Regions from separate parts of the Homo sapiens genome. Here region 2 is linked to region 1. The links are chromatin contacts, found by Hi-C or POLR2A ChIA-PET in ENCODE. All regions are on one chromosome and are shown on one strand. The core of a region is the stretch at or near the end of the contact, and the rest is flanking DNA. Distances in the headings are between cores, read along the strand shown. Region 1 overlaps NPC1 (NPC intracellular cholesterol transporter 1). Region 2 holds the start of RMC1 (regulator of MON1-CCZ1).

Evidence for each region. A loop is a pair of places that touch in the nucleus more often than their neighbours do. ChIA-PET counts read pairs that join two places held with the same protein, here RNA polymerase II (POLR2A). Pooled maps may share reads with other maps.
Region 2: a loop to region 1 is called in a map of left cardiac atrium, with 3 times the contacts of the local background. The contact joins the promoter of RMC1 here to the enhancer-like site in region 1. A Hi-C loop is called at or near these places in 6 of 168 maps with a recorded cell type or tissue (HepG2, Ramos, body of pancreas and 3 more), 1 of 37 single-sample maps with no recorded cell type and 4 of 50 pooled maps. POLR2A ChIA-PET finds 5 or more read pairs at or near these places in 10 of 52 experiments (AG04450, CD4-positive, alpha-beta T cell, CD4-positive, alpha-beta memory T cell and 7 more).

The regions. Positions count from the first base shown.
Region 1 is chr18:23,561,486-23,568,229 of GRCh38, forward strand. It overlaps NPC1 (NPC intracellular cholesterol transporter 1), which reads right to left. Exons shown (of 25, transcript NM_000271.5): 5 at 1-42. Among named protein-coding and RNA genes, the nearest start is that of NPC1, 22 kb to the right of the region's middle. Within about 2 kb of position 2,331, at least 2 of the 41 ENCODE cell types and tissues checked have a DNase peak (open chromatin) inside an H3K27ac peak, as active enhancers do.
Region 2 is chr18:23,498,218-23,505,280 of GRCh38, forward strand. RMC1 (regulator of MON1-CCZ1) reads left to right here and starts at 5,294. Exons shown (of 20, transcript NM_013326.5): 1 at 5,294-5,503; 2 at 6,154-6,230. The coding sequence starts at 5,402. RefSeq lists enhancers at 543-612, 643-712, 983-1,212, 5,906-6,005 and a silencer at 5,006-5,655.

The sequences.
Region 1 (6,744 bases), core at 1,081-3,580:
TACTTGAGGGGGCCTCCACATCCCGGCAGGCATTGTACATTGCTAGAAGAGGAAACCCAAAGGAAAAAGGAGACAAGATGCTTGCTGTAATTCACGAGGCAAGATCTTACAAAAGGCCTCTTGAAGGGAAACACGAACTCCATATGCACCATGCTGGAATGCTGGACAGCAAACACTAACTAAGGGCACGAACAGAGATTCCCTTTAAATTGGCTTATCACCCTGCAAATAATATGGAGGCCCGATTCCAAGTAACTTAAAAGTAAAAAACAGACAGGAAAGGGAAAGGCACACGTTATCTCATAGCTCTCACAACAGCTTGGAGAAGTCAAATCCCCACTATATAGAAGAGTATACCAAGGCCCAGGAAGACGCAGCTAAGAGCCTCAGTACTTCTTCAGTTAACAAAGCTGGTTCCAGAAAACCTCTGCCGCAGGAAGCTACACAGCCAGAGAATTATGGAACTTACTTGGAAAACTGGTTTTAGAGCAGAGGTCACGTGTCAATAAACCTAATACTGTTGGCCGGGCACGGTGGCTCACACCTGTAATTCCAGCACTCTGGGAGGCCGAGGTGGGCGGACCACCAGGTCAGGAGATGGAGACCAACCTGGCTAACACAGTGAAACCCCATCTCTACTGAAAATACAAAAAATTAGCCGGGCGTGGTGGCGGACGCCTGTAGTCCCAGCTACTCGGGAGGCTGAGGCGGGAGAATGGCATGAACCCGGGAGGCAGAGCTTGAAGTGAGCCAAGATTGCGCCACTGCACTCCAGCGTGGGTGACAGAGCAAGACTCCATCACAAAAAAACAAAAAAAAAAAACAAAAAAAACCCCTAATACTGTTATCTTTTTGGATTTTATTTTCTTACACATACACACAACACATTATATAAGGATAGTATCAGTGTATTACACCTAAGAAAATAGCTGGAATGGGTCCTGTACTGTCGATTCTCATTTACCAGTCTCTGCTTGCTAGAAACTTCCCAGGATCTTCTTTCCCTAATCTTCAAGGAGATGCTTACACATTCATTTTGTTTTACCCTTGTTCTGGAAAGACAGGTTAACTAGGGTGACAGTCATCTCCCTCAGAATTCTCAACAGATTATTCCATTGCCTTCCAGGCTCTATCATGGCTGGTAAGAAAATCTCCAATTATCATTGTCTTAAGGTGATTTGTGTCTTGTCTCTATTTGCTTTTAAGATATTTGTCTTTGGGCCAGGGGTGGTTATGCACACCTTTAATCCCAGTAATTTGGGAGGCCCTGGTGGGTGGACTGCCAGAGCTCAGGAGGTCCAGACCAGCCTGGGCAATATGGCAAAACCCCGTCTCTACAAAAAATAAAAAAATAAAAAAAAATTAGCCAGGTGTGGTGGCGCTATATAATTTACAATATAATTACATGTAATTTACAATTTACCCCCTTAAACTATATAATTTAATGGAGTTTAGCATATTCATAGATATATGCAACTATCACCATAGTCAATTTTATAACATTTTCATCACCTCAAAAGAAATCCTGTATTCTAGCTATGCACAACTACCTCCCTACTTCCCTAAGCCCTAAGCAACCACTGAACTGTCTCTATTTATCTGACTATTTCAGACAGTTCACATAAATCCAATCATATAATATGTGGTCTTTCATGACCGGCTTCTTTCATTTAGCATAATGTTCTCAAGGTTCATGCATATTGTGGCATGTATCAATACTTCATTTCTTTTTACGGCCGAACAACATTTCATTGCAAGGACATATGTTTTGTTTATCCATATATCAGGTGATAAATATCTGAGTTGTTTCCACAGTTTGGCTATTATCAGTAATGCTGCTAGAAGCATTTGTGTATAAGTTTTTGTGTTGACCTATACTTTCGTCTTGTGAGTGGAACTGATGGGTCATATGGTAGTTCTATGTTTGTTTCAGGAACTGCCAAACTGTTTTCCAAAGTGGGGTCTCACTCTGTCACACAGATTGGAGTGCAGTGGTGTGATCTCAGCTCACTGGCAACCTCTGCCCCTCAGGCTCAAGTGATCCTCCCACTTCAGCCTCTCAAGTAGCTGGGACTACAGATGTGCACCACCATACCCAGCTAAGTTTTTGTAGAGATGGAGTTTCACCATGCTGCCCAGGCTGGTCTCAAACTCCTGAGCTAAGGTGATCCACCTGCCTTGGCCGTCCGAAGTGCTGGATTATAGGCATGAGCCACTGTGCCCAGCTGTTTTTGGTTTTTGGATTTCTTTTTAATAAAGGTTCCTATTTTCCACAGCCTTGTCAACACTTCTTGTTATGTGACTTTGATTCTAGCCATCCTGGTGGGTGTGAAGTGGTATCTCATTGTGGTTTTGATTTGTATTTCCCTGATGACTCATAGTATTGAGCATCTCTCATGTGCTTGTTGGTCATTTGTATATCTTCCTTAGAGAAATGTCTACTCTATTCAGATCTTTTGCCATTTTAAATTGGGTTATTTATTTATCATTGAGTAGTAAGAGTTTTTTTTTTTTTTTTTTGGAGATGGAGTCTCTGTCCCTCAGGCTGGAGTCCAATGGTGTGATCTCAGCTCACTGCAACCTCCACTTCCCAGGCTGAAGCAATTCTCCTGCCTCAGCCTCCTGAGTAGCTGGGATTACAGGCGCACATCACCACACCTGGCTAATTTTTCTATTTTAGTAGAGACAGGGTTTCACCATGTTGGCCAGGCTGGTCTCGAACTCCTGACCTCAGGTGATCCACCCGCCTTGGCCCCCCAAAGTGCTGGGATTACAGGCATGAGCCACAGCGCCCGGCCAAGAGTTCTTTATGTATTCTAGATACAAGTCCCTTATCAAATATACAATTTGCAAATATATTCTTGTCCTTTTTTTTGAGACAGAGTCTCACTCTGTCACCCAGGCTGGAGTGCGAGGTACTTAGTGCAGCCTCCTTAGGCTCAAGCAATCTTCCTGCCTCAGATAACCATGTGGCTGGGACCACAGGTACATGCCACCATGCCTGGCTAATTATTTTTTGTAGACACAGGGTCTCACTTTGTCACCCAGGCTGGTCTTGAACTCCCGGGCTCAAGCAATCCTCCTGCCTCAGCCACCCGAACTGCTGGGATAACAGGTGTGAGTCACTGTGCCCGGCCTTCTTGTCTTTTCTTGATGGCGTCCTCTGAAATACAAACTTTTTTATTTTAATGAAGTCCAATTAATCTTTTCTTCTGTTATTGCTCTTGTTTTTGGTGTCATATTTAAGAATCAAGTGCCAAATATGAGGCCATGCAAATTAATCCCTATGTTTTATTGTTTTATAGTTTTTAGCTCTTACATTTAGGTCTTCGATCCACTTTGAGTTAATTTCTTTAACATATGGTGTGAAGTAGGGCCCAATTTCATTATTATTTATTTATTTTTGCATGTGTGTATCCAGTTATTGCAGCACCATTTGATGAAGAGTATTCTTTTCTCATTGAATGGCCCTGGCACCCTTGTCAAAAATCAGTTGACCATAGATATATTATTTATTCTCAGTTATATTCCATTGATCTATATGTCTATCTTTATTCCAGTACCACTGTCTTGATTTCCATTGCTTAGTTTTGAAACTGAGAAGTGTGAGTCTTCCTATTTTGTTCTTTTTTCAGGGTTGTTTTACTATTCTAAGTCCCTCAAACTTCTATGTGAATTTCAGAATCAGCTTGTCAATTTCCACAAAGAAGTCAGTTGGGATTATAACAGAGATTGCCCTGAATCTATAAAACAATTTGGAGAATACTGATATCTAAACAATATTAAGTCTTTTGATTGATAAACATGGAATGTCTTTCCATTTATTTAGATCCTCGTTAATTTCGCTGAATAATGTTCTTTAGTGTGTTTTTTCTGTTTTTCTTTTTTTGAGATGGAGTCTCGCTCTGTCAGCCAGGCTGGAGTGCAGTGGCACAATTTCAGCTCCTGCAACCACCGCGTCCCAGGTTCAAGTGATTCTCATGCCTCAGCCTCCCAAGTAGCTGGCATTACAAGCGAGCGCCACCACGCCCAGCTAATTTTTATATTTTTAGTAGAGATGGGGTTTCACCATGTTGGCCAGGATGATCTCAATCTCTTGACCTTGTGATCTGCCTGCCTCGGCCTTCCAAAGTGCTTGGATTACAGGTGTGAGCCACTGCACCCGGCTGTTCTTTAAAGTGTTTTGCCTTCTGTTATAGTTACTCCTAAGTATTTCCCATACTAAAGTAAATGGAATTGTTTTATTTTCACTTTGAGATTGTCCATTGCAAGTGTACAGAAATACAACTGATTTTTGTATGCTGAATTTTCTCTAAGTTCTCAGGGTTCATCCCTTATCCACTCTGGAAAATCCTCATTATCCCTTTGATTATTATTGTCTCTCCCCAACTCTCTGGAGCTTCTCATGTTATATGTCATTTCTTTAATGATTTATAGGTCTTTGTATCTGTATGCTGTTTTCTGAGTAATTCCCTCGTATCTTCCAGCTCACCATTTGGTTTTCAGGTTTTATTTTATGTTTCAAGCATACAAAACACATGGAGAATAATACAATTCTCATTTCCTCATTACCCAGTTAACTATCAGTCATACCATTTCACAACATTTGCCTCAACATTAAAAAAATAATGGACTCGGCCAGGTGCAGTGACTCACACCTGTAATCCCAGCACTGTGGGAAGATCTCCTGAGGCCAGGAGTTTGAGGCCAGCCTGGGCAAAAAAGCAAGACCCTATCTCTACAAAAAAAAATTTGTTTTTAATTAGCTAGGTGTGGTAGCATATGCCTGTGGTTCCAACTACCCAGGGGGACTACTTGAACCTAGGAGGTTGAGGCTGCAGTGAGCCATGATTGCATCACTGTATTCCAGCCTGGGTGACAGCATGAGACCTTGACTCTGTTTTGTAGTACTGCACTATTCAGAACAACTGGCTATGGCATAATTTAAAAACTAAATAAAAATAATAATGCACTATAGGCCAGGTGTGGTGGCTCACACCTACAGTCCCAACACTTTGGCAGGCCGAGGCAGGAGGATCACTTAAGGCCAGGAGTTCAAGACCAGCCTCACCAACACAGTGAGGCCCGTCTCTTCCAAAAAATAAAATACTTACACACACACACACACTCTATAGATTCAGTTGAAGCTCCCCAATTACCCCTCCCTGACAGTAGCCCCTTCCCTAAGGTAAACACAATCCTGAATTTGATGTTTATCCTTCCCATGCATGTTTGTGTACTTGTTTTAAGTATGTAGTACTTTTGTTTCAAAATGTCATATAAACATGTAACCACCATTATAGTATCATATAGAGTATTTTCACCACCTAAAAATCTTCTGTGCTCTACTTATGCCTTCCTCTCTCCTAACCCATGGCAATCACTGACTTTTTACTGTCTCCACGGTTTTGCCTTTTGTAGAACGTCATATAGTGGAATCATAGTGAGTAGTCTTTTCAGATTGGCTTTGCTTAGTAATAGGATTTAAGGTTCATCCATGTACTTTCATGGCTTGATAGCACTGAATTTTCATGGCTTTTTAGCACCAAATAATATTCCACTGTGTGGATGTAGCAGTTTATTTACCCATTCACCTACTGAGAGAAATCTTGGTGGCTTACAAGTTTTGGCACTTATGGACAAAGCTGCTACAAATATCCACGTGCAGGTTTTGGGGTAGACACATTTTTAACTCATTTGGGTAAATACCAAGGAGTATGATTAGTTTTGTAAGAAACCGCTAAATTATCTTCCAAGGTGGCTGTACCGTTTTGTACTCCCACCATCAATGAATGAGAGCTCATTGCCAGCATTTGGTGTTGAAAGCGTCTTGAATTTTTGCCATTCTAATAGATGTGTAGTGGTATCTCGTTGTTTTAATTTGTAATTCTCTAATGACATAATGTTGAGCATCTCTTCTCATGTACTTATTTACCACTGTATGCCTTCTTTGGTGAGGTATCTGTTCAGGTTGTTTTGTCCATTTTTCAATTGGGCTGTTTGCTTTCTTATTGAGTTTTAGGAGTTATTTGTATATTTTGAATAACAGTCCTTACTAACATGTCTTTTGCAAATACTTTCTCCCAGTCTGTGTCTTGTCTTCTCGTTCTTGAGGTCTTCAATTTTTCACAATCACAATAGTGTTACAGTGGGTGTTCTTATATGGGTCTCCAGGTTTATATGCATTTAGAGTTTCTCTAAGGCAGGCATCTATAAGTGAAATTTCTGGGAGGAGGGTTAGCTTCAACTTACTACGTACTGCAAAGTTGTTTTTCAAGTAGTTTTGAAACGATTGTACCAAATTATGGTTGTAAGTGGTGGAGTACATTAGTATTCCTATTGCTTCACATTTTCACCCACAGTTGAAATTGACCAACTTTTTAATTTGTGCCAAGCTGATGAGGTGTGAAATGGTAGTTTACTGTTCAAATTTGCATTTCGCTGTCTGCTCTAGATAACAGTTGTTTATATTCATAAATATTTTTCTTATGGTTTCTGCTTTTCCTCTCCTGTCTAGAAATCTTTCCATATTTACTTCTAAAACTTTCCAATTGGGATTTTTAATCTACACAATTGATTTTTTTATTTTCTGTAAAAATTAAAATTAGATAAATATAATCTATTTTCTCATCTCATTTATCAACTAGCCCACCTTTTCTCTCAATGATTTGTAATGACACACGTGTTACACATCCACTTTCCATACATGCAGGCTTCTGTTTCTGGACAAAATGACCTCTCTCC
Region 2 (7,063 bases), core at 4,044-6,543, 60 kb before region 1:
GTTAGGTCTGATCTCTTTCACTGTTATAATTTCTTCAGTTATAATTTTTGCAAAGGCAGTTGAAACTGTGTCTTTGAAAAGACACAGCAGAAACATCTGTTACATAAACAACAGAAATGAGGAAGAAAGTATCTGACTCAGTAGCAAAGGAAATCCACAGAAAGAATGTTCTGAGAACGGAAGCAATGATCAGACCAGGTAGGGATATGATAGAAAGAAAATTCTCATCTAATTCAAATTCTGGCCAGTCCTTTTGGTGATTTCCATACTAATACTAGGCACTTTAAAATGTGAGTTCTGGTAACACATGGAACCTCAAAGTAGAAATGTCTGTTGTTCATTTTTAAAAGACTATTTGCAGAGTTTTGATGTTTATCAATGAAAAGAGTTTTTTTTTAAAATTTATGAAGAATAGGGAATCCTATATGGGCATGGGGCAAATAATCAAACTGTTTTAATGCAGAAAAAAATGTGCAACAGAAAGAGATAGCTCATGGAGGGATAAAGACTTTATTCTGGACCCTCTAGATTCTGTGGGGCCTGCAGTAGCTTCAAGATGCCCCAGCATGTCCTGCGCCCACACCCCTGTCAAGATCACTGTGGTCAGGGCGTCTTGCCCATGGCCAGTGTATTAGTCTGCTTGGGTTGCCACAACAAAATACCACAGACTGAGGTTGAAAACATTTATTTTCTCACAGTTTTGGAGGCTAGAAGTCCTAGATCAAGGTGCCAGCAGCGTTGCTTCCTCTGAGGCAGCTCTTCTTGGCCTGTAGGTGGCGCCTTCTTGCTGTGTCTTCACATGGGCGGCCCCTCAGTCTGTGTGTCTAGGTCCTAATCTTCTCTTATAAACACACCAGTCATACTGGATTAGGGTCCATCATTTTACCTTAACGGCCTATTTAAAGGCCTTATCTCCAAATACAGATGCATTTTGAAATACTAAGGGTTAGTACCTCAACATCTGAATTCTGGGGGGACACACTTCAACCCATAACATGCAGGCAGACCTCAATGCTGCTTGCAGACCCAAGGCGAACTGCACAACAATCAAGCCTGGCTCTTAGGACAAAAACATCTGCCAGAGTCAACCAAACTGAATTCTCTGGGAAGGACGAGATGCCTGGTGTCATAAAAAGACCATAGTCTTTTTTAAGTGTGATGCATGCGCACACAGGCACGCATACACACACGCGCACACACGCGCACACACTGCACTGCTGCCCTGTCCTTGGCAGACATTCCTGTGGGGTCATGTTCGAAATATGCACTTCTGTGGAGTAGCTTGGGTTTTCTTGGAAGTCTCTTTTTCTAAACTTGTACCTAAGCTGATGGCCTGTGCCTGCTTGGGCATGAGGGGTCGGAGTGGGGATGGGTCAAGACTGACTCCTGTTCACTGTGAAGTAGAGGAAGGCAGTGATAGCCAGACAGGGACGTGTGTTTAGGGAAGTCCTCTGTGTTTTCAGTTCTGTTTTTGTTTTGTTTTTATGATGGGAGAGATGAGCAAATATAAAGGCTGCTTCTAGGAGCAGGAGTGAGGAGAGGTTGCCTATATGAGAGAAACGGGATGGTCAATACTGTAGGTTTTTTTGAGAAGGTGAAATATGGAATTCATTTTTTAAATTTTTTAAATTTTTTTTTTTTTGAGACAGAGTCTCGCTCTGTCACCCAGGCTGGAGTGCAGTGATGTGATCTCTGCTCATTGCAACTTCTGCCTCCTGTTTATATAAACAGGCCAAACCCTGTATGTATGTATGTATTTATTTATTTTTGAGATGGAGTTTCGCTCTTGTTCCACTTGTTGCCCAGGCTGGAGTGCAATGGCACGATCTTGGCTCACTGCAACCTGCAACTCCCGGGTTCAAGCGATTCTCCTGCCTCAGCCTCCCAAGTAGCTGGGATTACCAGCACTCACCACCACAGCCGGCTAATTTTTTTGTATTTTTAGTAGAGACGGGGTTTCACCATGTTGGCCAGGCTGGTCTCGAACTCTTGACCTCAGGTGATCCACCTGCCTCAGCTTCCCAAAGTGCTAGGATTACAGGCATGAGCCACTGCACCCAGCCGAAAGATGGAATTCAAAGAAGTGCTGGTAAGTCACTGTGGTATTTGTGAAAAAATAAAAATAAAGAGGGTTTGGGCTAGGCGCGGTGGCTCATGCCTGTAATCTCAGCACTTTGGGAGGCCAAGGGGGGTGGATCACCTGAGGTTGGGAGTTCGAGACCAGCCTGACCAACATGGAGAAACCCTGTCTCTACTGAAAATACAAAATTAGCCGGGTGTGGTGGCGCATGCCTGTAATCCCAGCTACTCGGGAGGCTGAGGCAGGAGAATCACTTGAACCGAGAGGTAGAGGTTGCAGTGAGCCAAGATTGTGCCACTGCACTCCAGCCTGGGCAACAAGAGGAACAAGAGCAAAACTCCATCAAATAAATAAATAAATAAATAAATAAAAACAGGGTTTGGCCTTGGGCAGGATGGACCGTTTTCTAGAAGGACAGCCGTGGTGCGCTGCACAACTGGTATGAAGCCCAGTTTCCATCTGAAGTCCTCGATGTTCATGGAAATAGGGGCGAGACAGTCTGAGGAGTGTGAAGAAGGCCTGAAAATATCCTTGCAGAGAACAGGAGAGACAATGACTGGGACAGCCAGGCAGGGCTGAGGGCCCATTTGAATTTCCCGCAGTGCCCTCTGTCCTGTTGTGTGACCCCTCCAGCAGTAGGTACTGGGAAAGCAGGTGGCTGAGTTCATCCAGGACTGAGGCTCTGCCAGACAAGAACAGTGCAGCAAGGATGTTGAAGGTAATGGCAAAAAATAACTGGAATGCAGAGAAATGAAATCAAAGCTGATGAGGAGGGAAGGGAAGAGAGGAGAGGGCAGATAGACTTGGGTAGAGAGGACAGAACAATGACAGGGCAAACTGGTGATGTTGAGGAAGAGTCACAGGGAGCAGCTAAACAAGCCAGCTGCAGGGATGGCACTGTGTGGCTGGAGAGCAGGGTTCTGGAGTTATCGGTTTTTCCATGTGTGACATGGGCCTGGGTGGGTGAGGCTGAGTGTAGAAGTCTTACATTTCCAGTCTTGTCACTCCTCTGATGAGTTTCAGACCAATATATCCATCTGCCTAGATGTCATTTCTCCTTGGATTCACATGCTCCAAACCAAACTCCTGGGCTCAGACATCAAAGCCACTCAAAAATAGCTCTCTGAGAAATAGAACTACCATATGATCCAGTAATCCAACTTTTGGGTATAGACCCAAAAGAATTAAAAACAGAATATTGAACAGATATTTGCATAGCTTTATTCACAACAGCCAAAGGTGGGAACAACCCACATGCCCATCAACAGACGAATGGATAAACAAAATGTGCTATATACATAAAATGGAATCTTTTTCGGCCTTAATGAAGGAAGGAAATCCTGACACATGCTACATGGATGAACCTTGAGGATATTTTGCTAAGCAAAAGAAGCCAGACACTAATGGACAAATACTATAAAATCCACTTATATGAGATACTTAGAGTAGTCAAATTTAGGGACAGAATCAGATTTGCAAGATAAAAAGTTTCTGGAAACGTATTTCACAATAATGTGAATATGCCTGATACTACTGAACACCTCAAAAAGGGTTAACACGGGGCCGGGCGCGGTGGCTCATGCCTGTAATCTCATCACTGTGGGAGGCCAAGGTGGGCAGATCACCTGAGGTTAGGAGTTGGAGACCAGCCTGGCCAACATGGTGAAACCCGGTCTCTGCTAAAAATACACACAAAAAAATTAGCTGGGCATGGTGGCAGGTGCCTGTAATCCCAGCTACTTGGGAGGCTGATGCGGGAGAATCGCTTGAACCCGGGAGGTGGAGGTTGCAGTGAACCGAGACAGGGCCATTGCACTCCAGCCTGGGCAACAAGAACGAAATTCCGTCTCAAAATAAAATAAAATAAACAATAAAAATAAAGGGTTAACATGGGGGCTGAGCACGGTCAGCGAGAGAATCACTTGAGGCCAGGAGTCTGAGACCAGCCTGGGCAACAGAGAACGCTGTCTCTACAAAGCATAATAATAAAAAAATGAGCCAGGTGTGGTGGCATGCACCCGTGGTCCCAGCTACTTGTGAGGCTGAGATGGGAGGTTGAGACTGCAGTGAGCCGTGTTCGCATCACTGCTCTCCAGCCTGGGCACAGAGACACTCTGTCTCTGAAACAAACAAAAAAAGAGGGGCTAACATGGTAAATTTCATGTTTCTTATCAAGTAAAAAGGCTTGCTGACCCACAATCTATATTAGGTTTCCCTGTTACTAGCAAGGAGTGAAGGATGTGCTATCCCAAAATATGTCCAAAAATTGGTATATTATTTTGAGCTAAAAACACCGGAGAAATTGTAGTTTCAGAAAGGGCTAGATGACCTGTCGTTTCCTACAGGGAATAAGCAGTAAAGATTCCTCTGGGAGTGGCACCCTCTCTGTACCCGGGTCAGAAAATAGCCCTTATCACCAGAGACTGGGAGTTGGGGCTGCAATGGACCTGAATAAATGAACTTCCCAAGTAACACTTACCTTCCACTAATTTTACACCCTCCCCAATATTTCTCCTAGTGACTCTCTTAGAAATGTATCGCCCCAGCCAGATGCCTTTTGTGCTTTCTTCTCAAATGCATCATTCTTTGTCTAAAAAGTATAAAAGCATCTTGCTGTGGCCACTTCTTCAGACCTCACTCTCTTTTGAAGGTCCCCATGAAAAACTAATAAAGTGTGTATGCTTTTCTTTTGTTTATCTGCCTCTTGTCAATTCGGTTTCTGGCTCCAGCGGAAGAGCCCGCAGAAGCGCTGAGGGGACTGGAGACGGTCTCTGGCGCCCCTACACCTGCTCAGTGAGCCTTCAGCCCCTTCTCCCTGACGAAGCTCCCAGAGGCTGGAACTCTGGCGCGGGAGGCACTTGGGAAATCCTCCCGAAAGCAAGGAGGAGCCTTTCCTAGACCGGGAGCGGTCCCACGCGGGGGTACAGGTTGGGGCAGGGGCGACCGAGCCGGGCACAGGAACTCGCAGCAGGGTAGGGTTGGCGGCTACGCCGCCCTCGGTCCGCGGGGAACCACGCGGGCTTCCGGGTCACGCCGCCGCGTTCCGACCGCCCTCGGGGAGAGGGGAGGAGCCTCCAGCGCCGGGCGGGGCGTGGTTAAGGCCGGTGGGCCCCACCGCAGCCAGACGCTGCCCGTTTAAGCGCAGAGGGCCGCGGGTCACGTGGTGGGCGGGGTGGGGGCGTGGCACCAGGAAGCGGCGTCCGCGCCGGGCCCAGAGCCGCAGCCGCAGCCGCCGCTACAGTCCGGGCCGGGCTCCACCGCGCATCCTGCTCCACTCTGGCGACCGCCCCCGGGGCCCCCGCCGCGGGCGCGGCGCCCGCCATGGGCGAGGAGGACTACTATCTGGAGCTGTGCGAGCGGCCGGTGCAGTTCGAGAAGGCGAACCCTGTCAACTGCGTCTTCTTCGATGAGGCCAACAAGCAGGTCCGGCGCGCCCGCGCTTCCTCCCCCGCGCGGCCCTGCCGGGGTCGTGGGCGCGCCAAGGCCGGTCCCGCGCGACCAGGCCCGAGCGTCCCCTCCTGTCCTGTCCCGTCCCGTCCCAGCGCGGGAGGCGGCGCGCGCTCCTTCCTTGTTGGGTGGGCTCAGCCGCGGCCAGGTGTCCTCGCAGGTGACCTCGGGGCTGGACCCCCGAGCCAGCTGCGCGGATGCAGTGGCCCCGTGGCCAGTGTCTCAATTGTTGGCGCGCCCGTCTTATCTAGGCTTCTTTTGTTGTGTTTGTCATTAGTTACACTCGTAGTCAAGGGTTTAGACGTCGAGATTTTCATTTTCCTTGAAATTTTGTAAAGGGGGAAAAGACTGTACTTCAGGCGTATCAGCGGCGCCGATGCGCGAACCGGTGTTAGAACTTGGAGCCTCGGGAACCCGACCCGGTGTCACGGTGGCATCCTTTTCGCTCTCTGCTCTTGGTTTTTAAAATTCACCTGAGCAGCCAAACATCTGTACCTTGATATGTGCCGTGTTACTTTAGTTGAACCCAGGGTGGTGTATAACAGAAATAATCGCTTGCGGGTTGGCTTCTGAGTTTAGATCCTTTCAGAGTTCAGGCTGTTAACCTTGCTGCTTTTCCCTCTCAGGTTTTTGCTGTTCGATCTGGTGGAGCTACTGGCGTGGTAGTTAAAGGCCCAGATGATAGGAATCCCATCTCATTTAGGTAATGGTATAGACACTTTCAGATCATTTTGTCATGTAAACAGAATGATGTTTTTCTAATTCAAATGGTTTTTTATAATTTTGTCATTTGGTCTGCCCTAAGAGGCCTGAAGTCTGTGTGCGCACATGGAATTCCTGTCTGTAGGGAGGGTCTTCGTGGCACTTACTAGCACCTCTTGTCAGAGTGGAATATCTGGAGCAGTTGATTTGGGAGCCAAATACTTCAAAAGTGGGGCAGCCACTTCCTAGCACTGGAAATTAACAAGTCAGCGTGATGATGTGCCCATTTCTGGTTTGTTCACAGAGGAGGGCGTTCATTTCTTTAGCCCAGGTCTTTCCAGAGTGGCAGGTGGAGGAGATTCATTGTTTCTCATGTAATAATACAAGAAAATCATGGCTTCCACTATACTTAAGGTGACTGCATAGTCCCAGTTCGCACTGTTGAACAGGTTTAATGATCAACAGCAGGGCCTTTCACTTTCAGAAGTGTCTCGATTTGGATGATAAGCTATCTGGCCACTGTAACACTGGTGCTTACAGAAGGTGAAAGTATAATGTAGGCCCTCAATTCAGTAGTGACTTAAAAAATTTTACTGTTGGTCTGTGTTAATGAGAAACTGTCCTTTTTTGAGAGGGAGCCTCCCTCTGTTCCCCAGGGTGGAGTGCAGTGGTGCGATCTTGGCTGACTGCAACCTCCGCCTCCCAGGTTCAAGTGATTCTCCTGCTTCAGCTTCCCAAGTAGCTGGGATTAGAGGCGCCCACCACCACGCCCGGCTAATTTTTTTTGTATTTTTAGTAGAGATGGGGTTTCACCGTGTTGGCCAGGCTGGTTTC